2 separate regions of the Homo sapiens genome follow, and region 1 is linked to region 2. The links are chromatin contacts, found by Hi-C or POLR2A ChIA-PET in ENCODE. All regions are on one chromosome and are shown on one strand. The core of a region is the stretch at or near the end of the contact, and the rest is flanking DNA. Distances in the headings are between cores, read along the strand shown. Region 1 has its middle 22 kb from the start of IP6K2. Region 2 holds the start of TMA7 (translation machinery associated 7 homolog).

Evidence for each region. A loop is a pair of places that touch in the nucleus more often than their neighbours do. ChIA-PET counts read pairs that join two places held with the same protein, here RNA polymerase II (POLR2A). Pooled maps may share reads with other maps.
Region 1: a pooled map shows a loop between it and region 2 (3-fold over the local background). The contact joins the enhancer-like site here to the promoter of TMA7 in region 2. A Hi-C loop is called at or near these places in 4 of 50 pooled maps. POLR2A ChIA-PET finds 5 or more read pairs at or near these places in 3 of 52 experiments (AG04450, MCF 10A and PC-3).

What each region holds. Positions count from the first base shown.
Region 1 is chr3:48,737,400-48,741,460 of GRCh38, reverse strand. No RefSeq gene overlaps it. Among named protein-coding and RNA genes, the nearest start is that of IP6K2, 22 kb to the right of the region's middle. RefSeq lists a silencer at 3,826-3,915. Within about 2 kb of position 1,345, at least 28 of the 41 ENCODE cell types and tissues checked have a DNase peak (open chromatin) inside an H3K27ac peak, as active enhancers do; they include PC-3, where a contact is called at or near this core.
Region 2 is chr3:48,438,803-48,442,805 of GRCh38, reverse strand. It overlaps TMA7 (translation machinery associated 7 homolog), which reads right to left and starts at 2,549. Exons shown (of 4, transcript NM_015933.6): 1 at 2,494-2,549; 2 at 2,348-2,403; 3 at 2,178-2,265. The coding sequence starts at 2,509. CCDC51 (coiled-coil domain containing 51) reads left to right here and starts at 2,687. Exons shown (of 4, transcript NM_001256964.2): 1 at 2,687-2,818. RefSeq lists a silencer at 2,252-2,311 and an enhancer at 2,742-2,881.

The DNA of each region.
Region 1 (4,061 bases), core at 96-2,595, 300 kb before region 2:
AAGGTGTCTCTTTTTTTTTGAGACAGAGTCTCGCTCTTGTTGCCCAGGCTAGAGTGCAATGGCGTAATCTTGGCTCACTGCACTTCGCCTCCCGGGTTCAAGCAATTCTTCTGCCTCAGCCTCCTAGTGTAGCTGGAATTACAGGCATGTGCCACCACGCCCAGCTAATTTTGTATTTTTAGTAGAGACCTGAGGTGATCCGCCCGCTTCGGCCTCCCAAAATGCTGGGATTACAGGCGTGAGCCACTGCGCCCAGTTGAAGGTGTCTCTTATGTGTGAATTTTTTTTTTTTTGAGACAGTCTTACTCTGTTGCCCAGGCTGGAGTGTGCAGTGGCGTGATCTTGGCTCACTGCAACCTCCTCCGCCTCCCGGGTTCAAGCAATTCTCCCGCCTCCACCTCCCGAGTAGCTGGGATTACAGGCATGCGCCACCACGCCCAGCTAATTTTTGTATTTTTAGTAGAGATGGGGTTTCACCATGTTGGCCAGGATGGTCTCGAATCCCTGACGTCAAGTGATCCACCCATTTCGGCCTCCCAAAGTGCTGGGATTACAGGTGTGAGCCACCGCGCCCAGCCACTTACAACATTTCTAACCCTCCCTCTCACTTCTTCCCAACCAGAATCCTTGATCTTGTGGGCATTTCTTTCTGTTCTATAAAACCATTTATCTGGCATGTCTTTCAGTACACAAAGTTAGGCGTGCCCAGCCCATTTGTACACCACAGGGCAGGAGGCTAGCCAGGCTACAGTATGAGACCAGAGGATTGGCACTACCCACTAGGAAAACCAGCAGGACTCTTCACCAGTCAGTCTATGCTGATAGGCAGACAAATGCACATTTGACAGGCAGCTATTGGGGAAGGCTGCTGAAACAGAAGATACCAGCCAAATCCCCTGTAGCCTTCTTGGCCATGGGCCTACCCCTTCCTCCCTCTGCAGAACTGCACTGAGCCAGGGGACAAAGGTCACTGTGTACTCTGCTATAAGCCAGGATCCAGCAATACCCTTTCTGGCTAGGTCCTCCAACTCCCGGAAGGAGGGGAGGTGTGTGCAGTTGTTTTTTGTCTGCTAAACAGATAAAAAGGAGCTAAAATCTAGACCCACCAGATAAGCAAACCAGCACTTTAGAGTATAACATCCAGTGATGGTCAAACTGTTCACTTTCATTCTGAAACTGCTGGCGTGGGCACGAGTGGACAGCTGCAGTACACACTCCCATGTCTGCTGTGAGCTGAGTCTTGGCCTGTGGCCAGGTAGGGAGAAGGCCTTTGGGACGGGTAAGCCTGGGACGCGGGACATGCTGGAAGCACGCGTGAGTGGCAGTACTGCATTTTGCCACTTTGGCCAGCAGGGGCCGGGCTGTCCTGGAGCTCCCAGCATCCTGCCCCAGAACTGTGCAGCCGGCCCCAAGCCCAGGGTGACAAATGAGGCTGCGCGCTGGCTCAGGGCCCCCGCTGACCTTCCAAGTCTCAGCCCAGACCCCACACGAGGGGTTGTTCTCCAGGAAGCTCCAGCCTTGGTGGCACTGGGTCCCTGAGCTCTTTTCCAACCAGAGCATAGCTGGGTGGAAGAGCATGTGACCCTCAGACTCTGAGCTTGGGGCGCTGCACCTCCCTCGGGACTCAAGATGGTTCCACCTGGCTGACAGCTCCTGTCTCAGTCTAGCCAGACAAAAACGGGTTGGGACCCTCATCCTGGGCCTCCGCTTGCAGCTGTGTACGAAGATGGCAGGCTTATGGGAGGATGTCCACTCCCACTGACCCTGGCATTGCCTGAGTCCCTTGCCTACCTGGGCTGGGCCAAGACCCAACTGCAATCAATTGTCTGGGGTCCACTCGCTGCTGTGGTCTCTGCCTTTGTGCTCACCTCAAGGTTTGTATCTCTGGCTTACAGCAAAAGCAGCCCCCACCCCTAACGCAGAGCTGGCCTCACAACTGAAAACCGGGAAGGCCCTCACTTGGCACTGGGGAACTAGTTCAAGGGCCAGGTGCATGCAAGGGCATATTAAGAGTGCAGGGGTGGGGCCCACTGACACTGGGCGGGCTTCTAGCACAATGGGAATACCTCAGCTGGCCCCTCCAGCTTTGTCCTGCCTGGACGTGCTGGGGACAGGGTGTGTGTGTCCAGGATATACTAGGAACCCTCCCAACCCTGGCCTTGTGGGATCCTTTTCTTGGTAATTTTCCTGTCTTTTGTTCTGGAAAAAAAAAATCTAGGAATTATTTGCCACCAACCCCTCTCTGCATGGCCCACGTCCCAGGGCTGTGGGTGCAGCTGAGGGTCATCAGAGACCTTAGCCCCACCTCTGCCCGAGTGGGACCATTGTGTTCCCAACTCCGAGCTGAGCTGCCTGTCCAGTTCTTCAGCGCTGGAGGCCCTGGGCTGACTCCAGGCAGGAGGGAGTGGGGGTGAGCAAGAACAGCCAGCGGGTTTAAGGAATGGGCAGGAAAAGGAACCTGGAGTGCAGAAGCACCCCTCTACCTCCTCATCAGACTCTTGCCCCCTCCACCTTTGGAGGTCCTCTTTGGGGATCAGAGGCCCATCTCTGCCAGGGGCCTGAAGACCTACATCCTGGAGGTGAGGTCTGTGCTCAGCATCTCACCTGTACCCTTCATCTCCAAAACCATTGCAGTGCTTGCTGCCTGGCCCTAGAGCCCTGTCCTCCAACCTCTCGCACCTCTGCCTCCCTCAGCAATGACTTGCCATGGGTCAGAAACTCCGGTCTCCCTCTTTGCTCCCCACCATCCTCCTCTAGCTCCTGCCCCATTCTGAAACTTGCCTGTGGTTGCCATTACCCTTCCTCACCTCCCATTCTTGCCACAGCCCATGGCACAGTCCCCAGTGACTTCCGCTGACAAAACCAGTGCACATACTAGCTCTCTGGAATCCCAGCAAAATTCACTGGGATTGACTTCTCCCTCCTGCTTCAAGGACCACATTCTCAGGAATCATTCAGCCCTCCTGGTTTTCCTTCCAGCTCTTATGATCATCCTCATCTCTGTTGCCACCTTTAACTACACATAGTTAAATGTTGGAGTGACCCAAGACTGTACTCTGGGCTCTTCTCCCTCCCTCCCTCCTTAGGGAATTTTGTCAGGAACAGTGTGGCTTTGAGTGTTATCACCATGCTGCTCTCTCTGAATTTATACTTCCAGCTGGGACACTTCACCCTGAACTAGTTGTCCCACTGCTTGACATCTCCACTAAGGCTATGAAACAGCTGTCCCAAATATTGTCTTTTTTTTTTTTTTTCTTGAGATGGAGTCTCGCTGTGTTGCTCAGGCTGGAGTGCAGTGGCACGAGCTCGGCTCACTGCAACCTCCACCTCCCAGGTTCAATGGATTCTCCTACCTCAGCCTCCTGAATAGCTGGGATTACAGGTGCAGGCCACCACGTCCTGCTAATTTTGTATTTTTAGTAGAGACAGGACTTCACCATGTTGGCCAGTCTGGTCTGGAACTCCTGATCTCATGTGATCCGCCCGCCTTGGCCTCCCAAAGTGCTGGGATTGCAGGCATGAGCCACCACACCCGGCCCATCCTCTTATTTTTCATCAGTACTCCCTCTCCAGTTGTACCACCCTTCTGTCCTGAAGAAGTCTCCAACTGCCATCACCTCTAATCTGTCCACTCTCAGATCCCAACTCTTCTTTAAAATCCCTCCAGTGCTTTCCCCTCCTTGGACTTAATACTTGGCTTTAGTCCCAGTCTTAATTACCCTCTAGGATTAACAGCCAGAGTCTTATTTTTGAAATGTGACTTTTGCCACATTAGCCCTCGGCTGAGTGCTCATGTAACTTCCTTCCAGCCTTGCAAAGGCGTAAATGGTCCAGGCCAAGGCCTATCTACTGTCCCTTCACTGCAACCACTGGGAACCTTATGCAAATTTTGCTTTGCTTTTGGTTTTGTTTGTTTTTTGAGACAGAGTCTTGCTTTGTCACCCAGGCTAGAGTGCAATGGCACAGTCTCAGCTCACTGCAACCTCCATCTCCCAGATTTAAGCGATTCTCCTGCCTCAGCCTCTCGAGTAGCTGGCACTACAGGTGTGTGCCACCACACC
Region 2 (4,003 bases), core at 1,300-3,799:
ACAAATGACCATATATGTGGAACGCAGTAGGCGATTTAAGAAACAGCATAGGATTGGGCCAGGCGCGGTGGCTCACGCCTGTAATCCCAGCACTTTGGGAGGTGGAGGCGGGTGGATCACGAGGTCAGGAGATCGAGACCATCCTGGCCAACATGGTGAAACCCCGTCTCTACTAAAAATACAAAAATTAGCCGGGCATGGTGGTGTGCGCCTGTAATCCCAGCTACTCAGGAGGCTGAGGCAGGAGAATCACTTGAACCTGGGAGGCGGAGGCTGCAGTGAGCTGAGATCATGCCACTGCACTCCAGCCTGGGCGACAGAGTGAGACTATTTAAAAAAAAAAAAAAAAAAAAGTGTAGGGTTACATATGCCTAATACAGGAAAGAAGATCCAAAGGGGCCTGACAAAATAAACCTTAAAATAAAAATCAGATGATGCTCAATGAGAAACAACTAGCATAGAGTTACACTAAAGACTGTTCTTTCCCCTATACACAATCACAGATTAAAAGAGGGTGCAAGATACCTTTTTTTTTTTTTTTTTTTGAGATAGGGTCTCATTCTATCTCCCAGGCTGGAATACAGTGGCGCAATCCCAGCTCACTACAGCCTGAACTCCCGTGCTCAAATAATCCTCTTACCTTGAACTCCTGGGCTTAAGCGAGGCTGCCTCAGCCTTTTAAATAGCTGGGATTACAGGAAACGGGCCGCCACCACCACCACGCCCAGCTAATTTTAAATTTTTTCTGTAGACAGGGTCTCCCTTTGATGCTGTGAACTCCTAGCCTTAAATAATCCTCCTGCTTAGGCCTCCCAAAGCACTTGGATTATGGTCAGCCCATTCTGTGCCTGGCCCCTTACACCATTCTGAAAAGGAATCTCAAGAGCTAGAAATCTCAGTGCTGGGTAGGTAAACAATAATGGATCAAACCCACTGGGAGAGAGGTCTTGGGAAGCCCTAGATGACACTCCCACCATCCTTGTCTCCATCATGCCTAGCATGGCTCACAGTGCTCAAATGGGGGCATAAACAACTGTGGAGGAAATAATCACTAGTTGGATCAATGTAAAATAATGCTTATGATGCACATAAAGTACTAGAACTGCTGGGCCTGAAAAATATTTTGAAATGTAATGAATTTCTCCTACATAAAAGATGTAAAAAAGGTGGAGGATTCAGTTAGAAAAGCATATGGAGCAACAGCACACTGAAGAGCCTGGACTTTATCTTTTAGTCTAGGCATACCCAGAAGTAAAAAGACTCAGAAAGCAAAAAAGCATATATTAGAGATAATATAAGCAGTACGAAAAAAAAAAAAAAGTTGGCCAGGTGCTGTGGCTCACGCTTGTAATCCGAGCACTCTGGGAGGCAGAGGCGGGTGAATCACTTGAAGTCAGGAGTTCGAGACCAGCTTGGCCAACATGGTGAAACTCCGTCTCTACTATAAATACAAAAAAAAACTGGCCAGGTGCGGTGGCTCACGCCTGCAATCCCAGCACTTTGGGAGGCTGAGGCGGGTGGATCACGAGGTCAGGAGTTCAAGACCAGCCTGGCTAAGATGGTGAAACCCCATCTCTACTAAAAATACAAAAATTAGCCGCACTCCGTCTCAAAAAAAAAAAATTAGCCAGGCGTGGTGCCAGGCGCCTGTAATCCCAGCTACTTGGGAGGCTGAGGCAGGAGAATTGCTTGAACCCGGAAGGTGGAGGTTGCAGTGAGCCGGGATCACGCCACTGCACTCCAGCCTGGGAGACAGAGTGAGACTCTGTCTCAAACAAAACAAAACAAAACAAAAAAACTTCTAAGTCAAGTAAGGTTCAAACACTAGAAGGCAGTGAAATACGAATTTGGGGCAAAAGATTGCGGACGACGTCAGACTTTGAGAAACTTAACTGTGAATCTGCGTCTGAGGTAAATACATTTCACTGTTTCCGTTTCTGCAGCTCTTCCTAAGGAATGGAAGCCCAGACTGCCTGGGAGGCAGGAGACCTCGTTTCCAGCTCCCGGCCCTTACTGCCGCTGCAAATCCTAGACTGGCTAGAGACCATTCGCTGCAGCGGACGTCGGAAAACGAGACCTCGCAGTTCAGGAGGCAGGAAAAAGACATGCCCGCGCCCTCATCCCAATAGGTGCTCATAGCGTTTGGCCAGCTTGAGCTCCATTCGGCCCCCACTTACCCAAGGGCCCCTTCCCCGCGGCCTTCGCTTTTAGCTCCTCGAGTTTCTTCTGCTCCTCTTTTTGTTTCTGCTTGAAAGCCTTATCTTCCTGGGGAGAGGCAGAGCGTGTTCAACTCAGGCCTGTCTCCCAGCGCCCCCGCACCCGCCAGTGCCTCCGCGCCCGCCCTCACCTCGTCCATCTCCTTGGCCTGCTTCTTGGGCTGTTTCAGTGGCTTCTTCTTGCCACCTGTGGGCGACACGAGCACGTTCGGCCTGCCCCTGCCGCCCGGTCCCCACCCCGCCGTCCCCGCAGTCCTCACGGTTCCGGAACACTTACCTTCGCGGCCGGACATGGCGCCTGCCGCCGCTTCCCCAGACCCTGCCACCGGAAACGGAGCGTCTGCCCCACCCTTTGTCGTAGACAGCGAGGCGGCCCCGCTGATTGGCTCCTAGTCAGGAAGTTGAACTCTCGCTACCGGATGCGGCGCTCCAGGGGCGGGTACTAACAGGTCAGAGGTCAACTGAGTGGCAGACGATTGGTCGGGCCACGCCAGGTACGAGGAGCTAGGGTTGTCCTGCCAGGGTAGAATCGGAACCGTAGGAGGGGTACTTAACCGGACGGCCTACCAGGCCTGTGGCCGTGCGCGGGAAGAGCACTGCAGGTAGACAGCAGGGCATGTGCATGTGCAAAGAGCTTCAAGCTCGTCGCTTTCCTGGAACCAAGGAAAGCACAGCTTGGGTGGAGGGAGATTAGGCGGGGAGATGGCAGAAGTGGACGGGAGTTATATCACGTGGTCCTATAGCTTTGGAAAACCCTGTAAGGAGTTTTATAATATAGTCAGGGGTGCAGCAGTTTGCGAATTCTGTTTGTTCATCTATGAAAATGGTCAAAAAAATTTATTTTGGTGATGGCCATACAACTCTGTTAATATAGTAAAACTACTGAATTGTACACATTGGGTGAATTATATGGTATGCAAGTTATATATCAATAAAGCTTTTTTTTCTTTTCCCCCCGAGATGGAGTCTTGCTCTTGTCTCTCAGGCTGGAGTGCAATGGCACGATCTTGGCTCACTGCAACCTCTGCTTCCTGGGTTCAAGCGATTCTCATGCCTCAGCCTCCCCAGTAGCTGGGATTACAAGTGCCCGCCACCATGTCCGGAAAATTTTTGTATTTTTAGTAGAGACGGGGTTTCGCCATGTTGGCCAGGCTGGTCTCGAACTCCTGACCTCGTGATCCCCCCGCCTCAGCCTCCCAAAGTGTTGGGATTACAGGCGTGAGCCACCGCACCCAGCCAAAGTTGTTATTTTTTTAAATAACAGTGCTGAGCGCTGGGATGCTACAGTGTCCAGAGATTAGGCAGATGAGTACATTTTTTGCTGGGTACGTACTATATGTAGGTACCAAGCTGAAATTCTAGTGAGTGAGACAGACTATAACCAAAGCAAATAAATGGGATACATGTTGCAGGTCATGTGATATATGCATGGAAAAAATAAAGCAGAGAAAGTGGGTCAGGAGTGCTAGGGTGGGAGTGGGATGGCCATATCTGATAGGGTGCATGGGGAAGACCTCCCAAGGGGCTACTATTTGAGCAGGACTTGAAGAAGGTGAGGGAGCGAGCAGCACAGATAGCAGCTGTCGTGAAGGCCCTGAGCTGGGGACAACTTGGTGCGTTCCAGCAACTTCAAGAAGGTCCATGTGCTTGGAGTGGAGTGAGGAAAGGGAGACTAGTGGGAGATGAGGTCAGAGAGGAATGAGAGCCAGTGGGTAGGTTCCCTGTAGGCCATGGAAAAGACAGGCTTTTACCTTGAGAGAAGTGGGGAACCATTGTAGAGGTTGAGC